2 separate regions of the Homo sapiens genome follow, and region 2 is linked to region 1. The links are chromatin loops, found by intact Hi-C in ENCODE. Cell type or tissue: PC-9. All regions are shown on one strand. Links, peaks and the distances in the headings refer to the core of each region. The heading gives the core; the rest is flanking DNA.

What was found. A loop is a pair of places that touch in the nucleus more often than their neighbours do. Peaks named below come from ENCODE experiments on the same cell type or tissue, not always from the same donor. Only the 100,000 strongest peaks of a DNase experiment are listed, where the experiment ranks them.
Region 2: a loop joins it to region 1, with 5 times the contacts of the local background. A loop is called at or near these places in 10 of 110 quality-filtered maps.

Annotation. Positions count from the first base shown.
Region 1 is chr6:116,214,438-116,224,622 of GRCh38, forward strand. It overlaps NT5DC1 (5'-nucleotidase domain containing 1), which reads left to right. Exons shown (of 12, transcript NM_152729.3): 7 at 6,617-6,791; 8 at 8,597-8,694. It also overlaps a transcript of COL10A1 not described here. Among named protein-coding and RNA genes, the nearest start is that of TSPYL4, 35 kb to the right of the region's middle. In PC-9, for the core only: CTCF peaks have their summits at 2,770 (motif pointing right), 2,970, 3,874 (motif pointing right) and 4,077; a DNase peak (open chromatin) is centred at 2,754; H3K27ac peaks cover 538 bases.
Region 2 is chr6:116,638,196-116,647,738 of GRCh38, forward strand. It overlaps ZUP1 (zinc finger containing ubiquitin peptidase 1), which reads right to left. Exons shown (of 10, transcript NM_145062.3): 8 at 9,264-9,415; 9 at 7,519-7,739. Among named protein-coding and RNA genes, the nearest start is that of ZUP1, 26 kb to the right of the region's middle. In PC-9, for the core only: CTCF peaks have their summits at 7,524 (motif pointing left) and 7,729; a DNase peak (open chromatin) is centred at 7,566.

The sequences.
Region 1 (10,185 bases), core at 1,817-6,816:
ATAGTGAGGACCATGTTCTGCTAGGAGAAAAAAGGCTTTCAAAAAGCTGTCTGGTTTTATAGGGGTATTCTACTGAAGTAATTCTCAAAGTGTGGTTCTTGGACTGTCAGTTGACCTGAGAAATTGTTAGAAATGCACATCTTCAGGCCCCACCCCAAACCTACTGAATCAGAAACTCTAGGAGTATTTTTGAAAGCATTCTGGATAATTCTAATTTACCTTCATTTTGAGACCCACTACTCTACCAAAAGTCTGTTTTTGAAATATCATATTCAAAATGCAAAGACATTTTAGAGGAGGAGAAACACTGTGGAAATGGGTGTTCATTGTGGCTAAAGAGTTATCTGTGTTGTGCACATGTACCCTAAAACTTAAAGTATAATAAAAAAAAAAAGAGTTATCTGGCTGGACATCACCATGGAGGCATAGACTCAAGCAACTCTAAGATTAAACGGTCCTTTGAAGCTGCCTGTTTCACAGGTTTGTAAATGTCTGATTGGCCAGTGTGTATCTCTGGGGCTCCACCAGAGGTCTCTAGGGTGGGGGGCATAGGAATTGTTAACATCATCATTCTCTGGACACACTTTCTTGTGAAAAGTGTCATCCAGAATAGAACCCAGTTATCAAGGTTTAGTCTGAAAATGATTAAAAGAGTGGAAATTATTGCTTTCCTGGTTCTGAACATTGTACTGATATTAATGTAGCTCTACAATCTAATCACCTAATTGGATAATACGGAGCACATGAAGATAAGATGCCTAGGGTTATAAAGGAGGACACATGCTTCTTACCCAGCTTTCTGGAGCAGAAATATTTTTCCAGAAACATGATATCAAAAGTACATAGTAGTAACTAAATAAATTGCAAAACATGGTCTCCAAACTTTTTATTTTACTTTGTCTATACTGTGGAGCCTAAGCTGACTGTAAGCTCTATATTTTGAAGTTGCTGACAAACAACAGCTCCTCCAATGTTATGCCTGTATGGCTGAGCTTTCAACCTGGTAAGATTTCATCTCTCCCTATGAAATTGTACCTCACTGAGTCACCTTGTCGACTTTACAGCCTGTCCAGATATTATTGTATGTGATTCTGTCATCAGATCCATCTGCTGACCCTCCCAGCTGTCAGCGTCCTCATTAAAGGATTTGTTATATTTTGAATAAAACCAGGCAGACCTTCAAAAACCTCTCTCCACATTTACGTTGTCTGTCCAGTAACCATGTCGGAAAGAGGAAACTAGGTTCTTTTAGAATGATTCATTCTGATATCATAGGAGAAAAAATAGGTTGTAAACTGATGGCAACAGGGGAGTTGACTAGGCCAAGTGCAGACAATATGGCGTGGTGGGATTGTGGGTAAACTATTACAATACATATGTAATACTGTCCAAGGACATTAACATCCAAAAATTTTAAAATACTGCCGACCCAAAATCATATTTATAGACTGTATTCAGCACAGAGTCAGGCAGTTTGATGGCTTTGGAGAGATAAAGGAGTCTGTTTGGCTTGTCTATACTCATTTAAACTGTTCGAATAATTTTTCTTTCAAAGAATTCCATAATATACACTTTTTCCAGGAATCCTCCTTTCAAAGGAGGAATGAAATCCATCATTCTGTATTCACAATACTTAACTAAATCTAGAGTACCATGCTTAATTGGTATAGTGTAAGAGTAAACACTTTAAAGATCATCAACCACAATGACATTTAAGATAATTGGCAACAGTTATTATTTGTTGATTACCTAACATGTACAAGGCTATATGTTAGGTAATAAAGATACTATAAAATTCAAAAGTCCCTGCCCTCTGAGAGCCTGTGATTTCCAATGAAGCAGGCAAAATACACAGAAAATAATAGTAAGAATTCTGGTTTTTATATTTTATATTTTATATTTTAGGTCAACAAGTCTTAATCCTGGTAGCACATTAGGACTACCTGGGAAGCTTTAAAAAAAAAAATACCAATGTTGTGGCCCTACCCCAAAACAATTAAATCAGAATTTTTGGAGTAGGGCCGGGATATGCAAATTAAATTACAGATCTGGAAATCAGATACTGTTAAAATGTAAATTTTGTATATTATGTTTTTCTCTCATATTCTGTACTTCATTTCCCAGCTTTTATTTGAGAGACTTTCCAAGTATTATGTTTAGCATATAGATTTTCACTTTACACAATCTAGATATTCTAGATTTATTTATTTAATTATAAAATATTAGATATAAACCATATATTTTGTTATATAAACAGCAAATCTGTTTTAATACATTTTAATTTTATTTTTTGCCACCTATAAATAAACAAAATAAATTTATCTCTTTTATCCTCCAACAAATATTTCAGTGTCTCTTAGCAAAGAAGTTTCTTCTTTTAAGAAAATTAATTATATCATCTCTACAGCAAGTACATTTAAACAGTTCATCGCTAGGCATTTTAGCTGTTCACTAGCGTGCTCTTATATAACTTGTAAAGGTTGTAAATATTTAAATCTCTTCTAAATTATATTCTGCAATGGAAACAACAGACCTTATTTGGAGGCTGACCATGGAAGTGTTAGCATCCTGGCATCTCTAGTCCCCTCGGACAGCAGCTTTGAAAATTCTGGCCAAAAATCATGCAAACAGTAGTGATACAGTTAACAAGAAAAAGCTTATTCAGTGATGATAGAAATAGTGATGTGGCACAATTGTCTGTTAAACTGAAAAAAACTGTTTTTAATATTCAGGTTGTACTATACTTTTTTACCACGAGAGGTCCCTATATCCTGTTTGGTGTATTCAGGCCATTTGATGTGCATATCAGACTGTTGCAACACTTTGGTATTATTTCTGTCACTCTACATTAACCAGTTTTTTTAACATAGGAGAGCTAAACTTTTATTCCTTAGAATCAGCTTATTAAAAGAATTTCCTTTAAATCTCATCTGGACCTAGAAAATATCAGCATCAAAGGATATAAGAGTGGTGGAAAAACCAGGAAAATAAGTTACATAAAGTGGCAGTGAAATAGAATTCCTTTGGAGGTTAAGTGAAAACACAGGCTTCTTTGTGAGTTAAGAACAAACAATACCACTCCTTTCCATCTTAGGTCTAAATTCCATTTTGTTCAATCAGTGTTAATTAGTATCATAATTAAACATGACTTTTTTCATAGGCTGCCTTAATCATACATGAATAATATTATTTTTATCACTTCAGTTTGGCTATATGGTACTAATCATACTCTTGCCTTGAATGTAAGGAAACATAAATGTTCCTGTGTCTGCTCCTGCACTAATTTAGGTATTCATATGTTGAATACTTGCTCCATGCCAAGCAGAAAGATATATTTCTTGCCTTTAGAAGTTTATAGTTTCTTTGGGGGATATAATTTAATAGACAATTATAATCCATTGTAGTATGTTTAACATAACTCTTCATTTGATTTAATACCTTGACTTATTTCAATAAAAAGATGTTTCTATTTGTATAATTATGTCTCCTATTCCTTTAATAATTGGAGGTTACAAGGGGGCAAAAATATTTTCTCCATGACAGTGATCTTTTGTAGTAAGAGCAACTCATAATCTACCATTGGGTATGTGTTTGTACAGGGCTTGTCTTTTTTAGTTTGTTCATTTCAGTCTGGCTTATGAACAAAACAAGGACATCTCTGTTATGACTTCAGAGAATAATTTTATCTGATTAAATTATTATATTGGTACTCTTTTGAATCAGACATTATTAATTGAGATACTAATGCAATTAACCTAGGTAAGAAATTTAAAATATTGTATTTAAATGCGTATGCCTTGTATTTTTATTCCTTTGGAAATGTTAACAGTAGCTTTTTAATGGTAATTTATATTTTGATCACTAGATGGCACTAAGCACATATAGCTAAGAAAAAATAATTTTTTCTCAAGTTTTCTGAAAGCAAGTCTATGTTTTCAGCATTACACACTATAAATTTTTTTCTTACGTAGCCCATAAAATTCTTCTTGCTACAAAAGCTTTGTTTTTCTAAGTGAAATAATCTCACATCTGACTCCCTTAGGTATAGTAAGTTACGAGAGAGACACAGCCTCTGAAATTAGCAGTCATCCACTCATCAAACTTCTCTATTCTTAGCCATTTAGATTTATTATTATCATCTGTTTCTTAAACTGACCTTTTCTTACTAGTACTTCCTCTTCCCTGGGAAACAGAGAATATATTTTAATTTTTTTAAAGGGCTATTATATAGCCTCTGGCATGTTAAAAATAGATCCTAGAGATTCACACACAGAAGTTCCTGTAGGGCAAAATATAAAAAGAGCAAAAACTTTGTTTTTGTTTTTGGTCTTCTAAATATTATTCTCATATTGCAAAATATTATTTCTTTTGTTAGTTTTGGTCTGGTTATGATATTCATGCAATATATTTTCTGAATCATGATGCTTTAAGTTGCAAATAATAAATAACCTTAATGTTTAAGCTATTACTAAATTGAGTTATTTTACACAACCAGAGGTTGTCCAGAAGTTGAATGGTACTTCCAGTGGTGGTTAGAGTTAGTCAGTGACTTAATCAGAAATCCAGTGGTGGCCAGGCACAGTGGCTCATGCCTGTAATCACAGCACTTTCAGAGGCCCGAGGTGGGAGGATCACTTGAGCCCAGGAGTTTAAGGCTGCAGTAAGTCATGATCGTGCCACACTGCACTCCAGTCTGGCCAACAGAGCGAGACCCTGTCTCAAAAACAGAAACAAAAGCAGAAACCCAGTGATGTCATCAGGGACCCAGGTTTGTTTCCTTTCATATGTCCACTCCGCCATCTCTGGTATATCAGACTCGTGCTTTGTGTTGATGATAACCGCTGCAGTTCTACATAGAATTTATAATCATGGGAAAGTCCAGTAGTAGAAGAGGGGATATTCCCCCCTTTATAGGTTTATTTTTATCAGTGGTATACATTACTTCAGGATCCTGCAGCAAAGTTCTCCTCAGGTCTCATTTGCCATGCCTGGGTCCCCAGCACTTCCTAAACAATTCAATGACAGGAGGAGGGAATAACTGTGATAGGTGTAGACTGATAGAGACCCTTGCCCTTCCTAGCATCACAGACCCCCTCAGAGGAAGATGAAACCCGAAACAATATCAGAGCACTCCCCAGCAAAGAGGGAGATGGATGTGGGGAGGCAGACCACAATATTTGCTACCGTTTTTTGTTTTTATTTGTTCGTTTTTGTTTCACTTAAAGACTCTTCTTCCTGGCCAGGCATGGTGGCTCATGCCTGTAATCCCAGCACTTTGGGAGGCAGAGTGGGCGGATTGTGAGGTCAAGAGATCAAGACCATTAGACCATTCTGGCAAACATGGTGAAACCCCGTCTCTACTAAAAATACAGAAGTTAGCTGGGCGTGGTGGCACACGCCTGTAGTCCCAGCTACTAGGGAGGCTAAGGCAGGAGAATCACTTGAACCCGGGAGGCGGAGGTTGCAGTTAGCCAGAGATCATGCCACTGCACTCCAGCTTGGTGACAGAGTGAGACTCTGTCTCAAAAAAAAAAAAAAAAAAAAAAACAACTCTTCTTCCTGATGTCCTGATATTCTTGAAATATAACTGCCAAGTATTTCAAGTGTTTCACACTGGAGAGAGTCACGGATGTATCCCATATCTAGCTATTGCAGACTCTATCATTCAGTACAAGCTGTTTAACCTTTTTTTTTTTTTTTTTTTTTTTGTCTATGCATGTGTCCTTTTCCTAACAATTAGAGAAAGTAAAATCTTGAATCCTTTTTATCTGCTTACTAGTTCTATCATGCTCTGAGAACAGTATGTGTTATGAATCTAGTAACATTTCAACTAAATCTGCAATTGCCTGCTAAGTACCCACAACTTTAAAGGCATTGGGTCAAGCACTATGGGTAAGTCTGGTCAGGACATCTGGAAACACTGCCACCATCTGCCCTGGAGCTCAGCCAGACCCCGTGGCCACTCTAAAGGGGCAGAGCAAGCAACCCCGCTTCAGTGATGCGAGTCATTCATTGTTCCCTGTCAAATACAGTGCCTTTTGGCCTGTTCTGGCCTATTTTGCACCGATTTTTCCATTTTGATATCTCAGCACTTCTCAGAGGCTATAGAATGGCTCCCCTAGTATAGATTCCATCTGAAATAGCAAACTGTGACTCTGAGGAACTCATCGCCCTTCTTGGCTATTTATGCAAAAGATGTGATCCTGGTGCAATATCTGAGTGTTGATTTGTTTCTTGTCTGTATTCAGCAAATATTCATTGAATAATTAAAAGAGTATTTGTAACAATTGATATTTCAAATGTAAGGTTTTCTCTTACAGCATTTGAAAATGCTGATCATATTGTGTTTCTTGTGTTACCTGTTTTAACAGTTTATCAGTTCTTGTCAAATAGCCAGCGAATATTATCAACTAACATTTTCAAACAATATTGTGTTTTCAAGTAAAGAACTATTCTTAAAAAGCAAGTAGTATTGGCATAATTGCTAGGTCGGTCAAACCTTGTTCTTATCCTTTTAGTTTTATCTATAGATTTGAAAGAGATTAACTTGTTAGAGAATATATTTAGTCAAAAAATGTTTAAAAAGAAAAACCTCATTGATATTTTTATTTTTCAGAAAACTGTGGAATATATTTTCCAGAAATAAAAAGAGATCCAGGCAGATATTTACATAGTTGTCCTGAATCTGTGAAAAAATGGCTTCGACAGCTAAAGAATGCTGGGAAAATTCTTCTGTTAATTACCAGTTCTCACAGTGATTACTGTAGACTTCTCTGCGAATATATTCTTGGGTGAGTGATGAGTCATTCAGTTTTCATTGTCTTATGAAATACAGATAGCAAATTAGACCAGGGCTTTTTTAAAAGTGTCAGCCATGACCATATCATTATTTTAAACAATGCTGAGTGACAAGTTGATTTTTTTTCTCATGACATACCTCAATCTCTGCTGACAGCAGCCCAACCAAGTACATTTTAGCAAAGCAGTGTTATTGGGGACCAGTATGCTCATAGCTCACCGAATGTCCAGGTTTTAGGTTTTCTAGAAGGTGGTAAACTGTATATCCTTCAGTTTTCCATGAATTTGGTTTCTCATCTTTGGACGATGATTGAGGGACTCTGAGTTGTAGGTTATACTCCTCCACAGATACCTGGAGTACAGCCACTCTTTAGTCATTTCCGTGCGGAGCCATGTATTTTACTGTTTAACACAGCCATGATGGGATTGAATTCATGAGAATGAAGGCAGTATAATTGCATAGACTTTAAAGTAAGACAGACTTGATTTCAAGCCCCGCTCTGCAGTTTACTGTATTACCTGGGGCAGGTTTTATAACCTCTTTAAGCTTCAATTTTGCCGTCATAAAAATGGTACAGTAATTCCTTGTGGGTATGAGGGGATATTTAAATAGCATAATACAGGTAGAGAATTAGACAGGAATAGTTGATAGACTTCAGTGTGTAAATACTTATTCTTGTGGGAAATACCAGGAAATGTCTATGGTCAAAGCGAGATTCTACCTGAGTCATTAGGTCTCCCCTAATGTTTCCTCAAATTCCATCAAATACCGAATTGCCATGAGTATGGAGCAAGTTTGAGCCTTAAAACCTACCTTCACCAGCCCTTTTAGCATCATGATTTCCATGTTCCTTAGCATGTGTGGCTTTAGTTTCTTCTATGGTATGCTTAGAATCTGTGAGTAGAATTCCTGCTTTCTGAATAATATACAGGCTGATACATAATAATGCATCTTTTGGGTGAATTAAGGCTAAAGTCCTGGATGTCTTAGAAGGTGCCTCTCATAGAGACATTTGCTATCCTAGTAGTGGGCCCATGCTTTAAAATGAACAATCTGGATTTTAATTCCTTTTTTATTAGCATAGATAACCATAGTCTTTCTTCATCTTAATTTCTATGTATTGCTGTTTGGATTTGTAAAAGTATTCTAGAATGTTGGGTAAATACTGTTTCCCCCATTGTAATAGTGAGTCCTTCAGGAGAAGGGCTACCTTGCCTTTGCCATCAAAAGTAATCCTTAATATAATGCTAACTACAGATTTAAAATCATTAATTATTGTCATACAAAAGTTACCACATTATAAGACTACACTGATTGTCAAATAAAGTGTCTTCTTCACATTTGAAGCACTCTCTGAAAGATGACCATGACTTGCTATAATGCTGCTTTCTGTGGGACCCATGTAACACACAAAATTGTTAACTCTTCAAGCTAACAAAGCCAGCCAATTTCAGGCCCCCAAATTTGAAGATAGATTTTCCAAATATTTCCAGCTGTTAGAAACTATTGAGTTCACTACCAAAGCCAGCTTGGTACCTAGAGTCTATGTGCTACTCTCTTTTTTTTCCTGATTATGTTTATACTTCAAAGAGTTGTCAGGAAGACTAGTACTCACCCACCTTCTATTTCCAGTGGAATGTTCACCTTAAAGTGTGTGAGAAAAATATAAAGCATGTAAAAGTTAGTCAAAAGATGAATGATGCTGTGGTAAAATAGATAAGCAAAGATCAAGTTCTGTTTTATATGGACCTTTTCTAATTCTTAAAATAAACTTATGAAAAATTGTGTTGCTTTTAGGAATGATTTTACAGACCTTTTTGACATTGTGATTACAAATGCATTGAAGCCTGGTTTCTTCTCCCACTTACCAAGTCAGAGACCTTTCCGGACACTCGGTAAGTTACATTTGGTTTCTTTCTTTTCCTGTATACAGTTGGCTAACAACCTTGTGCAGAACACTGTGTTGCATGCAATGCCATGTCTTCTTTCCTCTCATGGGGAAGAAAAAAGATAATAAACCTATGTTTGTATTAAATTTTATGCTACCGCTTTATATCACAATTATTTCTTTGCATGTCAGTCTCTCCCCAACTTTAAAAATGAAGGGCATGAACTTCACCTTAGTTTTTAGGGCCTAAATAAATGCCTCGATAAATATTTGAAGGATGGATTACTTGTGATAAATCAGTCAAGTTATCTTCTAGAACAAAAGCGCCTGTGGAACACATGAGGATCATAACAAATGAAACATTCCTCTCTCTGGGGAACAGGCAAGGCCTTCCTGAAAGGTTATTTAGAATTGTCATTCATGTAGAAGAGACTGATAGGGAGAGAGGTGGAATGAAAGGGATTTGCAGATGAAAAAGAATGATAGTAGAGTGAGGTACTCATAGTAGGTGTTCTTGAAAGCTTCTTGAATAAATACATAAATGAATAAAAAGAAGAGCCTGATCCGGAATAGAGAAGTTATAGTTTTTGGGGAGTGAAAGACAGTGTTTTGATATCTGTTGTGTCTTTTATTTCTATTTAAGTAGTTTCAAATAAGCTCAATGATATATTAACATTTGAGGACCATTCAGAAGTTCTCTTAGGAGATGAACATCTAAAATAAATCCAGGATGGTTGGAAATTGAAACACACTTAATGGTTGCAAATGCACATAAATGTATAAAAGATTATTAACAAATAAAATTTATAGATCTACCTAGAAATCTAGCTGTATTTTAAACAGAATGATAAAATTAACATACATGCATATTATATGCAAAATATATATAAGTGTCCACCATAATATATGATTTATAATTTTACTTTTGATTCATATGCTTGGCATTATATAACAACCTGGGCCAGGTTGGACTGATATTTAATATACATTTCTCTACTTTCCCATGGCCACACACTATCCTGCTTTGAAATAAAATTTAAAATTTCCCAAAAAAGTGTTCATGTGAGTCAGATGGATTTAATACATTTATTTAATATGGTAATACAGTATTATTTACTTTGAACTTTGCTATTCAAAAGCCTGATTCAGTTCTAGGCATTTGATAGTAGCTCAGTACTCAGTGGTGGGCTTATGAACAGTGAAATCTAAGTGAGGTTCATGGTAGCACGTGTCAAGCACCAAGGCATTTTCTGTGCACCAGACAGATGTGTGAACATGTGAGCACATCAGCAAGTGCAAGGGATGCTTATGGATTGTAGCACGTGTCATGAAGCTAATAACCACCTTATGAGGTACAGTATATGGGGCAGGCCTCCTTAGAGTGGCTGGCCAGGGAAGCTCTGTCCAAAAAGGTTAGGTAGGGTGACTTGCAAGGCGAGCCCTAAGGGACAAGTGCTGAGAAGAGCAGAGGAAGAGTGTTCCTGGCAGTGGATCAAAT
Region 2 (9,543 bases), core at 4,544-9,543, 430 kb after region 1:
TCTCTAGTCTTCAGTCACTTTTCTCTTTAGAGGGAAATAAATCAATGTGAAGTATTTTGGAGCTTTTTTTTCTTAATTTAGGGCTTACGCATTTTCTACACTTGATGTGCTATCATATAGCTTCAGTTCACACCAAGTGGAAATTTTTCAATTCCTAGGAATTTTTCTATAATATTACGTTCCCCCCTGATGGTGTAGTAGCTAGGATTCAATTCCTAGGAATTTTTCTGGAATATTGTGCTCATCACTTAACTGCAAGGAATAAAGACAAGAGGAAATTCTAATGAAGTTAAATTCTAGAAATGTGAATATCCAATAAGCCCAAGTGCATAAAATAGAGCCTTAGGAGTCACAAGAATCATATTTTAATAAACCACAATTATAAGGCCAATATGAGTTAGGTCTCCTTGGATTAAGTTAGGTTTTCTTACTATATGTTTACATTATTCATCGCTCACCTGACATTAAAAATTAAATATTATAAAATTAAACACTTTTGGAGGAGGAGGAGCCAAGATGGCCGAATAGGAACAGCTCCGGTCTACAGCTCCCAGCATGAGTGACGCAGAAGACGGGTGATTTCTGCATTTCCATCTGAGGTACCGGGTTCATCTCACTAGGGAGTGCCAGACAGTGGGCGCAGGACAGTGGGTGCAGCGCACCATGCGCCAGATGAAGCAGGGCGAGGCATTGCCTCACTCGGGAAGCGCAAGGGGTCAGGGAGTCCCCTTTCCTGGTCAAGGAAAGGGGTGACAGGCGGCACCTGGAACATCGGGCCACTCCCACCCGAATACTGCGCTTTTCCGACAGGCTTAGGAAACGGCGCACCAGGAGATTATATCCTGCACCTGGCTCGGAGGGTCCTACGCCCACGGAGTCTCCCTGATTGCTAGCACAGCAGTCTGAGATCAAACTGCAAGGCGGCAGCAAGGCTGCGGGAGGGGTGCCCGCCATTGCCCAGGCTCGCTTAGGTAAACAAAGCAGCCGGGAAGCTCGAACTGGGTGGAGCCCACCACAGCTCAAGGAGGCCTGCCTGCCTCTGTAGGCTCCACCTCTGGGGGCAGGGCACAGACAAACAAAAAGACAGCAGTAACCTCTGCAGACTTAAATGTCCCTGTCTGACAGCTTTGAGGAGAGCAGTGGTTCCCCCAGCACACAGCTGGAGATCTGAGAATGGGCAGACTGCCTCCTCAAGTGGGTCCCTGACCCCTGACCCCTGAGCAGCCTAACGGGGAGGCATCCCCCAGTAGGGGCAGACTGACACCTCACACGGCCGGGTACTCCTCTGAGACAAAACTTCCAGAGGAACGATCAGACAGCAGCATTCGCGGTTCACGAAAATCCGCTGTTCTGCAGCCACTGCTACTGATACCCAGGCAAACGGTCTGGAGTGGACCTCTAGCAAACTCCAACAGACCTGCAGCTGAGGGTCCTGTCTGTTAGAAGGAAAACTAACAAACAGAAAGGACATCCACACCAAAAACCCATCTGTACATCACCATCATCAAAGACCAACAGGAGATAAAACCACAAAGATGGGGAAAAAACAGAGCAGAAAAACTGGAAACTCTAAAAAGCAGAGTGCCTCTCCTCCTCCAAAGGAACGCAGTTCCTCACCAGCAACGGAACAAAGCTGGACGGAGAATGACTTTGACAAGTTGAGAGAAGAAGGCTTCAGACGATCAAACTACTCCGAGCTACAGGATGAAATTCAAACCACAGGCAAAGAAGTTAAAAACTTTGAAAAAAATTTAGACGAATGTATAACTAGAATAACCAATACAGAGAAGTGCTTAAAGGAGCTGATGGAGCTGAAAGCCAAGGCTCGAGAACTACGTGAAGAATGCAGAAGCCTCAGGAGCCAATGTGATCAGCTGGAAGAAAGGGTATCAGCGATGGAAGATGAAATGAATGAAATGAAGCGAGAAGGGAAGTTTAGAGAAAAAAGAATAGAAAGAAATGAACAAAGCCTCCAAGAAATATGGGACTATGTGAAAAGACCAAATCTACGTCTGATTGGTGTACCTGAAAGTGACGGGGAGAATGGAACCAAGTTGGAAAACACTCTGCAGGATATTATCCAGGAGAACTTCCCCAATCTAGCAAGGGAGGCCAACAGTCAGATTCAGGAAATACAGAGAATGCCACAAAGATACTCCTCGAGAAGAGCAACTCCAAGACACATAATTGTCAGATTTACCAAAGCTGAAATGAAGGAAAAAATGTTAAGGGCAGCCAGAAAGAAAGGTCGGGTTACCCACAAAGGGAAGCCCATCAGACTAACAGCGGATCTCTCAGCAGAAACTCTACAAGCCAGAAGAGAGTGGGGGCCAATATTCAACATTCTTAAAGAAAAGAATTTTCAACCCAGAATTTCATATCCAGCCAAACTAAGCTTCACAAGTGAAGGAGAAATAAAATACTTTACAGACAAGCAAATGCTGAGAGATTTTGTCACCACCAGGCCTGCCCTAAAAGAGATCCTGAAGGAAGCACTAAACATGGAAAGGCACAACCGGTACCAGCCACTGCAAAATCATGCCAAAATGTAAAGACCATCGAGACTAGGAAGAAACTGCATCAACTAACAAGCAAAATAACCAGCTAACATCATAATGACAGGATCAAATTCACACACAACAATATTAACTTTAAATGTAAATGGACTAAATGCTCCAATTAAAAGACACAGACTGGCAAATTGGATAAAGAGTCAAGACCCATCAGTGTGCTGTATTCAGGAAACCCATCTCACGTGCAGAGACACACATAGGCTCAAAATAAAAGGATGGAGGAAGATCTACCAAGCAAATGGAAAAGAAAAAAAGGCAGGGGTTGCAATCCTAGTCTCTGATAAAACAGACTTTAAATCAACAAAGATCAAAAGAGACAAAGGAGGCCATTACATAATGGTAAAGGGATCAATTCAACAAGAAGAGCTAACTATCCTAAATATATATGCACCCAATACAGGAGCACCCAGATTCATAAAGCAAGTCCTGAGTGACCTACAAAGAGACTTAGACTCCCACACAATAATAATGGGAGACTTTAACACCCCACTGTCAACATTAGACAGATCAACGAGACAGGAAGTTAACAAGAATACCCAGGAATTGAACTAAGCTCTGCACCAAGCGGACCTAATAGACATCTACAGAACTCTCCACCCCAAATCAGCAGAATATACTTTTTTTTCAGCACCACACCACACCTATTCCAAAATTGACCACATACTTGGAAGTAAAGCTCTCCTCAGCAAATGTAAAAGAACAGAAATTATAACAAACTGTCTCTCAGACCACAGTGCAAGCAAACTAGAACTCAGGATTAAGAAACTCACTCAAAACCACTCAACTACATGGAAACTGAACAACCTGCTCCTGAATGACTACTGGGTACATAACGAAATGAAGGCAGAAATAAAGATGCTCTTTGAAACCAACGAGAACAAAGACACAACATAACACAATCTCTGGGACACATTCAAAGCAGTGTGTAGAGGGAAATTTATAGCACTAAATGCCCACAAGAGAAAGCAGAAAAGATCCAAAATTGACACCCTAACATCACAATTAAAAGAACTAGAAAAGCAAGAGCAAACACATTCAAAAGCTAGCAGGAGGCAAGAAATAACTAAAATCAGAGCAGAACTGAAGGAAATAGAGACACAAAAAACCCTTCAAAAAATTAATGAATTCAGGAGCCGGTTTTTTGAAAGGATCAACAAAATTGATAGACCGCTAGCAAGACTAATAAAGAAAAAAAGAAGAATCAAACAGACGCAATAAAAAATGATAAAGGGGATATCACCACCGATCCCACAGAAATACAAACTACCATCAGAGAATACTACAAACACCTCTACGCAAATAAACTAGAAAATCTAGAAGAAATGGATAAATTCCTCGAAACATACATTCTCCCAAGACTAAATCAGGAAGAAGTTGAATCTCTGAATAGACCAATAACAGGATCTGAAATTGTGGCAATAATCAATAGCTTACCAACCAAAAAGAGTCCAGGACCAGATGGATTCACAGCCGAATTCTACCAGAGGTACAAGGAGGAACTGGTAACATTCCTTCTGAAACTATTCCGATCAATAGAAAAAGAGGGAATCCTCCCTAACTCATTTTATGAGGCCAGCATCATCCTGATACCAAAGCCTTGCAGAGACACAACCAAAAAAGAGAATTTTAGACCAATATCCTTGATGAACATTGATGCAAAAATCCTCAATAAAATACTGGCAAACTGAATCCAGCAGCACATCAAAAACCTTATCCACCATGATCAAGTGAGCTTCATCCCTGGGATGCAAGGCTGGTTCAATATACGCAAATCAATAAATGTAATCCAGAATATAAACAGAACCAAAGACAAAAACCACATGATTATCTCAATAGATGCAGAAAAGGCCTTTGCCAAAATTCAACAACACTTCATGCTAAAAACTCTCAATAAATTAGGTATTCATGGGACGTATCTCAAAATAATAAGAGCTATCTATGACAAACCCACAGCCAATATCATACTGAATGGGCAAAAACTGGAAGCATTCCCTTTGAAAACTGGCACAAGACAGGGATGCCCTCTCTCACCACTCCTATTCAACATAATGTTGGAAGTTCTGGCCAGGGCAATTAGGCAGGAGAAGGAAATAAAGGGTATTCAATTAGGAAAAGAGGAAGTCAAATTGTCCCTGTTTGCAGATGACATGATTGTACATCTAGAAAACCCCACTGTCTCAGCCCAAAATCTCCTTAAGTTGATAAGCAACTTCAGCAAAGTCTCAGGATACAAAATCAACGTACAAAAATCACAAGCATTCTTATACACCAATAACAGACAAACAGAGAGCCAAATCATGAGTGAACTCCCATTCACAATTGCTTCAAAGAGAATAAAATACTTAGGAATCCAACTTACAAGGGACGTGAAGGACCTCTTCAAGGAGAACTACAAACCACCGCTCAATGAAATAAAAGAGGATACAAACAAATGGAAGAACATTCTATGCTCATGGGTAGGAAGAATCAATATCGTGAAAATGGCCATACTGCCCAAGGTAATTTATAGATTCAATGCCATCCCCATCAAGCTACCAATGACTTTCTTCACAGAATTGGAAAAAACTACTTTAAAGTTCATATGGAACCAAAAAAGAGCCCGCATCGCCAAGTCAATCCTAAGCCAAAAGAACAAATCTGGAGGCATCACGCTACCTGACTTCAAACTATACTACAAGGTTACAGTAACCAAAACAGCATGGTACTGATACCAAAACAGAGATATAGATCAATGGAACAGATCAGAGCCCTCAGAAATAATGCCGCATATCTACAACTATCTGATCTTTGACAAACCTGAGAAAAACAAGCAATGGGGAAAGGATTTCCTATTTAATAAATGGTGCTGGGAAAACTGGCTGGCCATATGTAGAAAGCTGAAACTCGATCCCTTCCTTACACCTTATACAAAAATTAATTCATGATGGATTAAAGACTTACATGTTAGACATAAAACCATAAAAACCCTAGAAGAAAACCTAGGCATTACCATTCAGCACATAGGCATGGGCAAGGACTTCATGTCTAAAACACCAAAAGCATTGGCAACAAAAGCCAAAATTGACAAATGGGATCTAATTAAACTACAGAGCTTCTGCACAGCAAGAGAAACTACCATCAGAGTGAACAGGCAACCTACAAAATAGGAGAAAATTTTCACAACCTACTCATCTGACAAAGGGCTAATATCCAGAATCTACAATGAACTCAAACAAATTTACAAGAAAAAAACAAACAACCCCATGAAAAAGTGGGCAAACGATATGAACAGACACTTCTCAAAAGAAGACATTTATGCAGCCAAAAGACTCATGAAAAAATGCTCATCATCACTGGCCATCAGAGAAATGCAAATCAAAACCACAATGAGATACCATCTCACACCAGTTAGAATGTCAATCATTAAAAAGTCAGGAAACAACAGGTGCTGGAGAGGATGTGGAGAAATAGGAACACTTTTACACTATTGGTGGGACTATAAACTAGTTCAACCATTGTGGAAGTCAGTGTGGTGATTCCTCAGGGATCTAGAACTAGAAATACCATTTGACCCAGCCATCCTATTACTGGGTATATACCCAAAGGACTATAAATCATGCTGCTATAAAGACACATGCACACGTATGTTTATTGCTGCACTATTCACAATAGCAAAGACTTGGAACCAACCCAAATGTCCAACAGTGATAGACTGGATTAAGAAAATGTGGCACATATATACCATGGAATACTATGCAGCCATAAAAAATGATGAGTTCATGTCCTTTGTAGGGACATGGATGAAATTGGAAATCATCATTCTCAGTAAACTATCGCAAGAACAAAACACCAAACACCGCATGTTCTCACTCATAGATGGGAATTGAACAATGAGAACACATGGACACAGGAAGGGGAACATCACACTCTGGGGACTGTTGTGGGGTGGGGGGAGTGGGGAGGGATAGCATTAGGAAATATACCTAATGCTAAATGACGATTTAATGGGTGTAGCACACCATCATGGCACATGTATACATATGTAACTAACCTGCACATTGTGCACATGTACCCTAAAACTTAAAGTATGATAATAATAATAATAATAAATAATAAAAAAAGAAGAAGAAGAAGAAGAAAGAGGAGGAGGAGGTGAAAAGAAAAAATCAGCTCATGAATGATATCAAGACAGGAAACGGGCATTTAATGACTACTGTTTTGCAAGGGATTCAGACACTCCTACAAGGCTAAATTGTAAGGTTGATGAAAACATCATTTAAGATGTAGCCTATCATAATTATTTGTACAAAAGTACTTTTGAAAGCTTTATTAAGTTTTAATTAACATACAGTAAACTGCACATATTTAAAATGCAAAAAAATTAAATTAAATTAAATTAAATTAAACACTTTTATGAAGCTCTAAGTATAAAAAGTCATTAAAGTACCATTTCAAATATAAATATGTTCATTCCAGAAATTAAAAACATATAAAACCAAATGGCTTTTCCAAGTTAATGAAACAGAATAAGGTGCTAAGGAATACAAAGTGGGCTAGGCACGGTGGCTCACGCCTGTAATCCCAACACTTTGGGAGGCTGAGGTGGGCAGATCGCTTGAGCCTAGGAGTTTGAGACCAGCCTGGGCACCATGGTGAAACCCCGTCTCTACAAAAAATACAAAAATTAGCCAGGTGTGGTGGCATGTGCCTGTAGTCCCAGCTACTTGGGAGGCTGAGGCAGGAGGATCGCTTGAGCCTGGGAGGTCAAGGCTGTAGTGAGTCATGATTGCATGCCACTGCACTCAGGCCTGGTCAACAGAGTGAGACCCTGTCTCCAAAAAAAAAAAAAAAAAAGAAAAAGAATAGAAAAAAAAGAAAAAAGTGATAACACTGATTTTAAACTAAAAGTTTTAAACTTTTAAGTTCATCTCATTCAAACTTCACATATAAATATTTAGATACTTACAAGTTTCTCCTCTAGAGAAAGAGCACCCTCTACTGCCAATATCTGGTATTGCTTATGTTTTAAATTTCCCATAGATTTCCGAAGTTGCTTGAGACTGCTAGCCTCTATGTCTTGCTTTAATAATTTCTGCATTTCTCGAGAAGGACATCCAGGATCAAGTATTAGTAAGCATAATGTTCGGTTTTTTTTCTCTTCAATTCCAATAACAGTTCGACTGTGACCTATCAAAAGATTTTTAAGTTATACATACGTCACATCTATTTACAGTTATACAAATAGTCTCTGTATGTATGTTGTGTGATCATATGTGTGTTTAGAATATAAATACAGTCAGACTCTGACACATATGTATCTAAGTTCTCCTAAGACGTAAGAGTTTAGTTCTACTTCAGTTTTTTCATTTAACTTTAGTTTTCTAAAGGCTTCATTACCAAAAAAAACATTTTTATTCTGCCAAATATTTTACTTTTCCTTTCCCAATCCTTTGATCCTTCTTATTCAAATTATCTCAAATGAAAGAACAAAAACTGTTCTAGAACAAAACTCTCATGATTCCAAAAGGTAAACAAAAGTAAACCCATAAATGCTAGAATATCAGTGGAGGGAGCTTAATCTCTTATAGTTTATATTCCTAAACAATGAAATTCCTAACATTTACTTCTGTTTATTCCTGTCAATCCAAACCATCATTCATAATTTACCAAGTATCTATGTGCCGGGTACTACTCCAAGCACGAAGGTATATAACAGCAAACAAAACAGACAAACGTGCCTGTGTTCTTGGAACTTATATTCTAATAGGAAGAGATACTCTATAAATGAGGTAAATAAGTGAAGAAAATGCCAGCGGTGGGATGCTGGGATGAGTTGTACGTGTTTTTGACACAGCCTCACTCCGCCGCCCAGGCTGGAGTGCAGTGGCAGAATCATGGCTCACTATAGCCCCCAACTCCAAGGCTCAAGTGACCCTCCCACCTCAGCCTCCTGAGTAGCTAGGACTACAGGCATGTGCCACCACACCTGGCTAATTTTCTTATGTTTTTGTAGAGACAGGGTCTCACTATGTCACTCAGGCTGGTCTCAAACTGCTGGGCTCAAGCAATCCTCCTGCTTTGGCCTCTGAAAGTGCTAGGATTACAGGCATGAGTTACCATGCCTGGCCTTGAGTTCTACTTTTAAGGTAAGGTAAGGTCAGGGAAGGCCTCACTCAAGTGACATGTGGGTAAAGACCCAAGAAGGTAAGGGATGAACAATGAAGGACAAGTGAACTAAACACAGAAAACAAGAAGTGCAAAAGGTCCTGAAGATGTCAGGAATATCAGTCTTAATTACCCAATGAAGTATTGTAGAAATATCAATCTTAATTACCTAAGAAAGTATTGTACTGTCAAAGGAGCTCTGAAAAATTAAACAGATTAATGTCATAATACTCCCTGCTATTATCAGACCAGCCTGGCCAACATGGTGAAACCCCGTTTCTACTAAAAATACAAAAATTAGCCAGGTATGGTGGCAGGCGCCTGTAATCCCAGCTACTCAGGAGGCTGAGGCAGGAGAATCACTTGAACCTGGAAGGTGGAGGTTGCAGCGAGCCAAGATTGCACCACTGCACTCCAGCCTGAGCAACAGAGTGAGATTCTGTCTAAAAAAACAAACAAACAAACAAAAAACCTTAACCTGTCTGAAAGCAACAATTTGTTATCTTATAAACAACATTGTCAAATATGAGTTATATTAATACTAACCTTGATGCTGAAGATAGATAGGAGGTTTAGATGTACACACTACCTTTGGACTCCCTTCTCCCTCTGAAGAATAATAGTTCAATATCCATTCAAATAAGCGAGGGTGTGTACCCAAAGGACCAGTTGATTTGTGAAAATCAACAATATGACACCTATTAAAAATTGACAAAATGCACATTTAAAGGGCATTTTAAAATATTTTCATCGATGGAGTTATCAAATACAACAAATTCTTAGTTTAGAACTAACTGTTTCTAGCCATTACTTTCCTATAAAAGAA